Regions from separate parts of the Homo sapiens genome. Here regions 2 and 3 are each linked to region 1. Evidence: chromatin contacts called from ENCODE Hi-C or POLR2A ChIA-PET data. All regions are on one chromosome and are shown on one strand. The core of a region is the stretch at or near the end of the contact, and the rest is flanking DNA. Distances in the headings are between cores, read along the strand shown. Region 1 holds the start of ZNF74 (zinc finger protein 74). Region 2 holds the start of LINC00896 (long intergenic non-protein coding RNA 896). Region 3 holds the start of CCDC188 (coiled-coil domain containing 188).

Region 1 (2,700 bases), core at 139-2,638:
CTTCCTGAGGACTGGCCAGCAGGTACCCGGGTGAAGGTCTGTGGAAGGCTGACGATCCAGGGCTGGGGAGGGAATGTGCCAACCCTCTTCATAAAGAAGGAAGAACACACAGCCACTCACCTTGGACCTGGCTTCGGGAAGACCCCAACCCGATATATCCTCGAGATTCTCTTTCAGGGAAAGAGCAGGATCCTGAGAGGAAAGAGCTGGCGAAGGAGAAATGAGTCAAGGTCACGGCTACCAGGCTCACGGCTGAGCTTAAAGCCCACCTGTCGTGGCACAAGTGAGAATCAGAGAGGAGGCAGAACCTGCCAGCAAGGCCAGGTGGGGAACGAGCCCCAGTAGCTAGCACCAACAGAAACAGCATCGAGGAATAATCTGCCTGTGTCTCAGACACTCCAATTCATGACGAAAAGAGCTGCTACCCCCAATCAAGCACGTCTGAGTGGGAACAAATGATTGGGCGCGGGGAAGAAAGAAGCAGGAGGCCAGGAGCGATGGCTCACGCCTGTAATCCCAGCACTTTGGGAGGCCGAGGCGGGCGGATCGCTTGAGCTTAAGACCAGCCTGGGAAACATGGCAAAACCCCGTCTCTACTAAAAATACAAACATTAGCCGGGCGTGGTGGCGCGCGCCTGCAATCCCAACTACTTGGGAGGTTGAGGCGGGAGAATAGTTTGAACCCGGGAAGCAGAGGTTGCAGTGAGCGGAGATCAAGCCATTGCACCACTCCCGCCTGGGTGACAGAGTGAGATTCCATTTAAAAAAAAAAAAAAAGATGCTGGATGCTTCTGGGAAACTGGCCTGATCTCTCTGAGTGTCAATATCCTCAAGTGCAAATCCACAGACATACTGACTACAAGAGTGAAGCTGTACCTGTCTTCTCGGGCTCCGGGGCAGGGATCTCCATGGCCTCCACGGCAGCCTCCCCAGGAGGAGTGGGCAGCTGTGTAGCCTCCAGGATCCAGGGCAGGCCCTGAAGAGCGAGTACTGCTCCTGGGGCTGAGGGGCCTGCAGCGGAGCCCCGCGGGGCGGCCACGCGCTCACAGCTGCACGATCACACGCACGGAGCCCCCTCCCCGCGCCCGGCTGAGGTGGGGTTCAGGCCGGCTCCGCAGATACCCACTCCCCACACCAGGCTCAGCCCCATGCTCGGCGCACTCACGCCCCGGCACACCCCCGCCACACGCTCCTCCCGGCGAACCCGCGCTCGGAGACCAGGGCCAGGCCTAAGGTTCCGCGGCCAGGAGCCATCGGACGCGGAGCGACCAGCGGACAGGTCCCGAAGCGGACAGAGACCGCCGACGGTCTGAGGGACCGGCAAGTGGACAGACCGGACTCCCACAAAAGGACTGCGACTGCCACAAAGAGCAGCAGGCGGCCGCTGCGGGAAAGCGCGCCTGCGCGAAATAGGCGCAAACTACACCTCCCGGGAGCGTTTGCGCCGCGCAGGCGTCAGACTCCATTTCCTAGAGCGAGTTCGGGCCGGTGCTTGCGTCCCGACGCGAACGAGTATCTAGCACATCCTTCTAGGAAATGTAGTTCCTGGGCCCACAGCCGGGAGCTCCGGCACCCACCATGCTCTTGCGGGCGGATGTCGCTGTGTATCTCCGTGTGCGGATCAGTGTAGTGCCGCTGCATGGGTGTCTAATTGCGAGGATACTGGGAGGGCGGTGTCCAGGAACTAGAATTTGTCCTGTTAGTTCGTCCACGTCCCCACGTAGCTGGGAGTCGGGTGGGTTCCTGCCCACATCTGTCTGCAGGAAAGACTCAAGCCCCTGGTCTTACGGATATTGGGAGTGGTGGGTCTGGCCTCGAGGGGTTTTCCAGGGGCCCTGCCCCCACTCCCCCTTCTCGAGCCACATATCTGAGGCCCATGGGCGCGGGTCCCCAGAGGTGGGAGAGCCTTGGCCTAGTCCCCCCAGAGGGTCCTGTCCACAGTTCACCCCTGGGGCGGGAAAGGAAGGTCTGGGTGGCGGCCCAGTCCTGGCGGCACAGAGCTCTGCCATGAACACAGTGATGACGCCAGCGACAGAAACATTGAATATGTACTGAGCACCAACCAAACGCCAGGCCTACTTCAAGAGCTTGGAGTACATTTTTCTGGCAGAATGCTCACAGCAGTCCAGGGAGGTTTGCTAACTACTGTCATCCCATTTGGGAGATGAGGAAGTTGTGGTACAGGTGCGTGGGGTAACGTGTCGCAAATCACACAGCCAGAAGTAGGAATCCAGCACCGAAGTGCATTGCCACATTCCTACTGAGAGGTGGTCCGGGGTGGTGCACACTCCAAACCCTTCAGCCTCCCACCTTAACCGCAGCTTAGGCTTGGCCACAGGCTCTCACGTGACACCTGTCCACTGCCCACATCAGCACAGCTGTGCCCAGACCTCCCCTGCCCAGGGCAGCGCCCGTGTTTGATTTTGTTTTGAGACTGGGTCTCACTCTGTCGCCCAGGCTGGAGTGCAGTTGCACAATCACGGCTCACCGTAGCCTCAGTCTCTCGGGCTCAAACTATTCTCCCACCTCAGCCTCCGGAGTAGCTGGGACTTACAGACATGCACCACCACGCCCGGTTAATTTTTATATTCAGCGCCCATTTTTAATAGCAACCCAGTGAGAGGGGACAGCGTGCTGGCAGTCCTCACAGCCCTTGCTCGCTCTCGGCGCCTAGTCGGCCTTGGCGCCCACTCTGGCCGC
Region 2 (2,700 bases), core at 107-2,606, 190 kb after region 1:
AGAAGGGGACACTGGGCCACCCTGGAGAAGCCAGGTCAGGGCTGGCCCAGCAGGATGGGGGCTCTCTGCCTCTATGGCCAGCATTCCCAGCTGAGTCCCCAACTCTGCAGCCAGGAAGCCCCGTAGTGTGAAGGATGGGGACATCGCGATGCCCTGGCCCTGAGCCCACCAGGTGGCCCCAGGGCCCCACCCTGCCTGGCTCTTCCTGCATGGGTCTGGGGTGATGGGGGCTCATCTGAGGCCCAGTGCTGCCCACCTCGAATCCCCAAATCCCAAATTGGATTAGTTGTGTTTAGAAAGCAGCAAAGCTGCTATATTTGAGCAAAGGCTCAGCAGATTACCCTGGGCCAAGAGGGTGTCTGCCTGTGTGAGGGGGATTTGAGGAGGAAAAACTGCACTAAACAAGTGTTCATTGAAAAGAAACTTGGGGGATCATCTGAGTCAGCCGGGCCCTCCACCTGCCCCATAACACCTTCTCCAGCATGGGCTCCTGCTGCTGCTGGGACAACCAAGCAGGAGTGGACGGGGTCAGGCCACAGGCCACTGGGCCCAAGGCCAGGAAGGGGCGCCCAGGACTGCCCATGGGAGAAGGGCGTGGTGCCGACACGAGGTCACCTGGAGTCCCTGGGACTGGCCCTCCACCTCGTGACTCAGTCGCCACCCGGTGGCCCTCTCAGAAGCCCAGGGCCCAGCATACAGGAAGCTCCATGAGTGCTCATCATCACACACACTCCAGAGGCTGAGAACATCTTGGAGGCCTGGGGCCTGCTGGCCAGACCCTGTCCTGGGCCCTGAACACAGGCTGGGCCTGGAAGGGACAGTGAGGGGGGCCAGAGCCCATGCCTGCTCAGTGCAGCAAGCCCAGGCACCTGGTGGGTGGGCCCTGCAGCCAGGGAGGCCCCTGCACCCCACCCTTCCCAGCCCTGCCCTGGGTACCGTGTGCCACATCTCAGAGCCCACCCATGGGGCCCTCCCAACTCCAGCCAGGAGGGAGGATAGAGAACTTTTATTTCAGAAGAGTGCAAATAAACAAATCCTTCCTTCCCCCACCATAAAGAGCCCGGCTGGCTTTAGGAGAGAAGGCAGAATTTTTAGCCTCTCCTTTCCTCAAGGCACAGCAGGCCGAGCCTGTGTCACTCATGGCCCCTTTTACAAGTAAAGAATCCAGCTCTGGGCAGTCAGGTCTGCCCAGTGGAGGTGTTTGCCCTGGGGGGCCGGCTCACCTATCCGTAGGACCTGGCTCCTAGGGGTCCAGCCAGTCCCTGGCCTCCTGTTGATACGGAAAGGAAGTGCTGAGAAGGGAAAAGCGTGGTCCCTTTAAATGATACAGAGGAGGGACGGGAAGTGCTCCGTAGAGAAGGGCGTGGTCCCTGCCTAGGGCTCCACCCCCACGAACCTAGGTGAGGACAGGCATTTCCTGCCCAAATGTTGCATTTCCCAAGACCACCCTGGCCTGCCATGCCTCCATCCTATGCCTATAAAAACCCAAGACCCTAGCAAGGCAGAGACAGAAGCCTCTGTGTGGGGAGAGGAACACACTGGTGGAAGAAGACAAGCTGCTGGACATCCCGAGAATGTTGCCTGACTCCAGGGGAAAACCATCTCCCCTCTGGCTCCCCCATCTGCTGAGAGCTACTTCCACTCAATAAAACCTTGCACTCATTCTCCAAGCCCACGTGTGATCCAATTTTTTGGTACACCAAGGCAAGAAACCCTGGGATACAGAAATTCCTCTGTCCTTGTTATAAGGCAGGGGTCTAATTGAGCTCACTCTCACCAGCCACCTACAGACCGCTAGACTAAAAGACCACCCGGTAACGCACTCCCACTGGGGTTTCAAGAGCTGTAAACATTCACCCCCAGACACTGCCATGGGGTCAGAGCCCCACAGCCTGCCCGTCTGTATGCTCCCCTAGAGGTGTGAGCGGTGGGGCACTGAAGAAGCGAGCCACTCCCCCGCTGCATGCCCTGCGCCCTGCGCGGGGTAACCAGGGAACCCTTCCTGTTTCACTGTTTCACTGGGTAGAGATCTCCCGGCTGGAGACAGAATGGTGGGGAGAGGCCAGATGTGCCCAGCAGGTAGGGGATTCTCCAGGGGGGAGGCTGAGGCTGTTAGGAAAGGAGGGGCTGAGGGGGCGCCACAGCCCTCCCCGCTCCGCACCACACCCCACGTTAAACCCCTGTCCTCCACTCCTCTCCTGGGGCTAAGGAGGCTGAGAGTAGAGCTCAGAGGCCCACGCCCAGCACACAGGAGGCAGTGGGGGCTGTGGACGGGGCCAACGAGCCATGGGGTTGCTGGGCTGAAGCACCGGTGATGGCAGGCGTGTGAGAGGGAAGTGGGGGTGAGCCAGCCCTGTGGGCCTCTAGGCCCAGCTTCTGGGTATCCTGGCCCCCTGGAATGACCCAGGGCAGGAGCCTCTGACACCCGCCCCAAATGCCTGTGACCCCGTCCTGAGTGGGGGTCCTCCTTCTGGCCGTGACCGCCCTGGAGTGGCTTCTCAGCATTTTGTGGTCAGCACTCTCAGCCCCTCTGCCTTGCACCGTGTCATTTTCAGCAGATCCTGAGCCAGAGAAGGCCATCAATTATTCAGCTCCTGCCTCTCAGCCTCCTCCGTTAGTACCTCTTAAAGCCGGGAAGATAAATCTCTCCGCTTGCTCCGTGGCGCCGACAGGAAGCAGGGCGGCACCAGGACCGTGACA
Region 3 (2,700 bases), core at 139-2,638, 240 kb after region 1:
AAGTCACCTTGCAGGGGGGCCAGGACACCGGGAGAGGAGGGAACGGGGCTCTTCCTACCATATGAGGACTTCTCCGAGCCAGCTTTCTGAGGGTTAACTGACGGCTGATGGGTTCAAGAAGGAGGACACGGGCACAGGGACTCAGGGGCAGTGAGGGGCAGCAGGGCCGATGGTGTGAGGAGCACCAGGGAGCAGGAGGGAACGGGCCTGGGGCGTGAATCTGGCCCTACTGTCGGATGAGTTCTCTTCCGCCACCCAAATCTGGTCCGACCGTTAACAGCGTGGCCTTCGGCAAGTGACTAAAGGGCTTCCTGCCTCAGCTTTCCCACCCATAAACAGAGGATAACAGGCCAGGCGCGGTGGCTCACGCCTGTAATCCCAGCACTTTGGGAGGTGGAGATGGGTGGATCATGAGGTCAGGAGATCGAGACCATCCTGGCTAACACGGTGAAACCCCGTCTCTACTAAAAATACAAAAAAATTAGCCGGGCGCGGTGACAGGCGCCTGTAGTCCCAGCTACTCGGGAGGCTGAGGCAGGAGAATGGCGTGAACCTGGGAGGCGGAGCTTGCAGTGAGCCGAGATTGCGCCACTGCACTCCAGCCTGGGCGACAGAGCAAGACTCCGTCTCAAAAAAAAAAAAAAAAACAGAGGATAACAATGGCATGTACTGGATCTGGCATAATGTAAATATTCAATACATAGCTAGAAAAGAATGTTTTAAAACCTCAGAGATATATTAGGTGAAAAGCAAAGCTGGGCTACAGGATGACCTCTTCTGTGTGAACCAGGGGCAGGGGACGGCAGCCCACCTCTAGGAGCTTAAAGAGGAAGCTCCTGTCTGCAGGGACAGGAGATAAAGGTGGGAAAAGCTTGGACACCATTTTTATTGTTTGATACTTTTTGAATCCACACTGTGAGTGTGTGTATTATCTGTTTTATAACTAGGCTGGGTGCAGTGGCTCACATCCGTAATCCCAACACTTTCAGATATTGAGGTAAGAGGATCGCTTGAGGCCAGGAGTTTGTGACCAGCCTGGGCAACATAGCGAGACCCTTATCTCTACAAAAAACTTAAAAATTAGCCGGGCATGGTTGCACACATCTGTAGTCCTAGCTACTTGGGAGGCTGAGGTGGGAGGATTGCCTGAGCCCAGGAGTTGGAGGCTGCAATGAGACACCTTGTGCCACTGCACTCCAGCCTGGGTGACAGAGCAAGTCCCCTTCCCATAAAAGAAAGAAAGAAAGAAAACTCGCATGGTGGGTCAGTGGGTCAGAGGCAGTGAGGTCATCAGGCGGGGCAGCTTCAGGACCAGGTGGGAGGGGCCCATTGTGACCGCCCTGGCTGCACCCAGGCCTTTGTGACTGTTGCCTGGGGCAGCCCCCTCAGTAAGAGGGTGGCAGGTTGGGCCAGGCCAGAGCCTGGACCTGGGATCAGGAAGGGGTTGCAGGGAGGGATGGAGGGGCTGAAAACCCTGGGCCCCTGCGGCCACCCCCACCCCCAGTGTCCCCCAACCCCAGCCTCCAGCAGCCATGGAGGAGGCCTGGACCAGCCCTGCCAGGGATTTGTAGGGTGGCCCTGCCTGGGCCCCATCTCCTCTGCTCACTCAGTGCAGTCCCAGAGACCTTTCCCAGTCCCAGGGGCAGGGGGCAGTGGGCCCACAGTGGAGGGCGAGGCTCCCGGGCTCTTTCTGTCCAGCCAGGAGCAGAGAGCGAGAGACACTGAGGGGCCGAGACAAGGAGACCTGGAGGCAGGGCTTGGGTGGGGCTGGCCCCTGCACCCAGGGTCGAACCAGGGGGCTCCCAGGCAGGGGGGATCCATTGGCTCAGGGACCAGACCCTGCCCATGCCCACCCCTGTCACGGGAGGGAGGGGCCCTGGCCTCGCCCAGGGTAGCCCTGTCCCAGCTTCAGTGCGGGCTGCTGGGCTCTGCAGAACAGTCCTTCCTGCAGCTGGAGCAGGAGAACCACAGCCTGGTGAGCACCCCACCCACCGCCCCAGCCCCAGCCCCAGCCCCACCCACCGCCTGGTACCCCTGCCCCAGCCCCAGCCCCACCCACCACCTGGCGCCCCTGCCCCTGCCCCTGCCCCAGCCCCAGCCCCACCCACCACCTGGCGCCCCTGCCCCTGCCCCAGCCCCAGCCGCAGGAGCGGCCATGACAGGCAGCCCCCTCTCTCTGCCCCCCACCCCAGAAAAGGCAGAATCAGGAACTTCGGGAGCAGCTGGGGGCCCTCCTGGGGCCGGGGCAGCAGTTCCTGCCCCTGTGTCCCGAACACTCAAGCTGCACTGCTCTGGCCTGGGTAAATACAGGGCCCAGGGACCCCATGCAGCCAACGCCCCTCTAGCCCGCAGTCTTAGGGCTGATCTGGGGGCTCTCCCACAGCCCCCCGACCCGGCTGGCACGCAGCCCTTGGGGAACAGGGCACCTCTGCAGCTGCTGCGGCGGGAGCTGTGCCAGGGGCAAGAGGCTTTCGTGCAACAGTCCCAGGTGGGCCTGGGGGAGGGGCTGTGGGGGGGGAGGAAGCTTCGTAACAGCACTCCAGGTGGGCCTGAGGGATTCATTAGGGAGGGAGGTCTTCGTGCAGTAGGCCAGTGGGCCCAGCGGGGAGGTACTGGCCACCCTGCTGATGCTGCCCAAGCCCATCCTGGGCCCCACCCTCAGAACGAGCTGCAGCAGATCCGCCTGTGCTTTGAGAGGAA

Evidence for each region. Hi-C counts contacts between places; a loop is a spot of excess contacts on that map. ChIA-PET counts read pairs that join two places held with the same protein, here RNA polymerase II (POLR2A). Pooled maps may share reads with other maps.
Region 2: a pooled map shows a loop between it and region 1 (6-fold over the local background). The contact joins the promoter of LINC00896 here to the promoter of ZNF74 in region 1. A Hi-C loop is called at or near these places in 7 of 50 pooled maps.
Region 3: a map of mesothelial cell of epicardium shows a loop between it and region 1 (7-fold over the local background). The contact joins the promoter of CCDC188 here to the promoter of ZNF74 in region 1. A Hi-C loop is called at or near these places in 1 of 168 maps with a recorded cell type or tissue (mesothelial cell of epicardium) and 7 of 50 pooled maps. POLR2A ChIA-PET finds 5 or more read pairs at or near these places in 1 of 52 experiments (HEK293T).

The regions. Positions count from the first base shown.
Region 1 is chr22:20,392,839-20,395,538 of GRCh38, reverse strand. It overlaps ZNF74 (zinc finger protein 74), which reads right to left and starts at 1,388. Exons shown (of 5, transcript NM_003426.4): 1 at 877-1,388; 2 at 121-206. The coding sequence starts at 910. RefSeq lists enhancers at 1,208-1,347, 1,818-1,887, 1,289-2,278.
Region 2 is chr22:20,204,988-20,207,687 of GRCh38, reverse strand. It overlaps LINC00896 (long intergenic non-protein coding RNA 896), which reads right to left and starts at 1,356. Exons shown (of 1, transcript NR_026919.1): 1 at 1-1,356. It overlaps LOC105372862 (a long non-coding RNA gene), which reads left to right. Exons shown (of 3, transcript XR_938009.3): 3 at 1,443-1,670. RefSeq lists an enhancer at 1,000-1,239.
Region 3 is chr22:20,149,743-20,152,442 of GRCh38, reverse strand. It overlaps CCDC188 (coiled-coil domain containing 188), which reads left to right and starts at 1,388. Exons shown (of 9, transcript NM_001365892.2): 1 at 1,388-1,975; 2 at 2,193-2,300; 3 at 2,384-2,488; 4 at 2,663-2,700. The coding sequence starts at 1,457.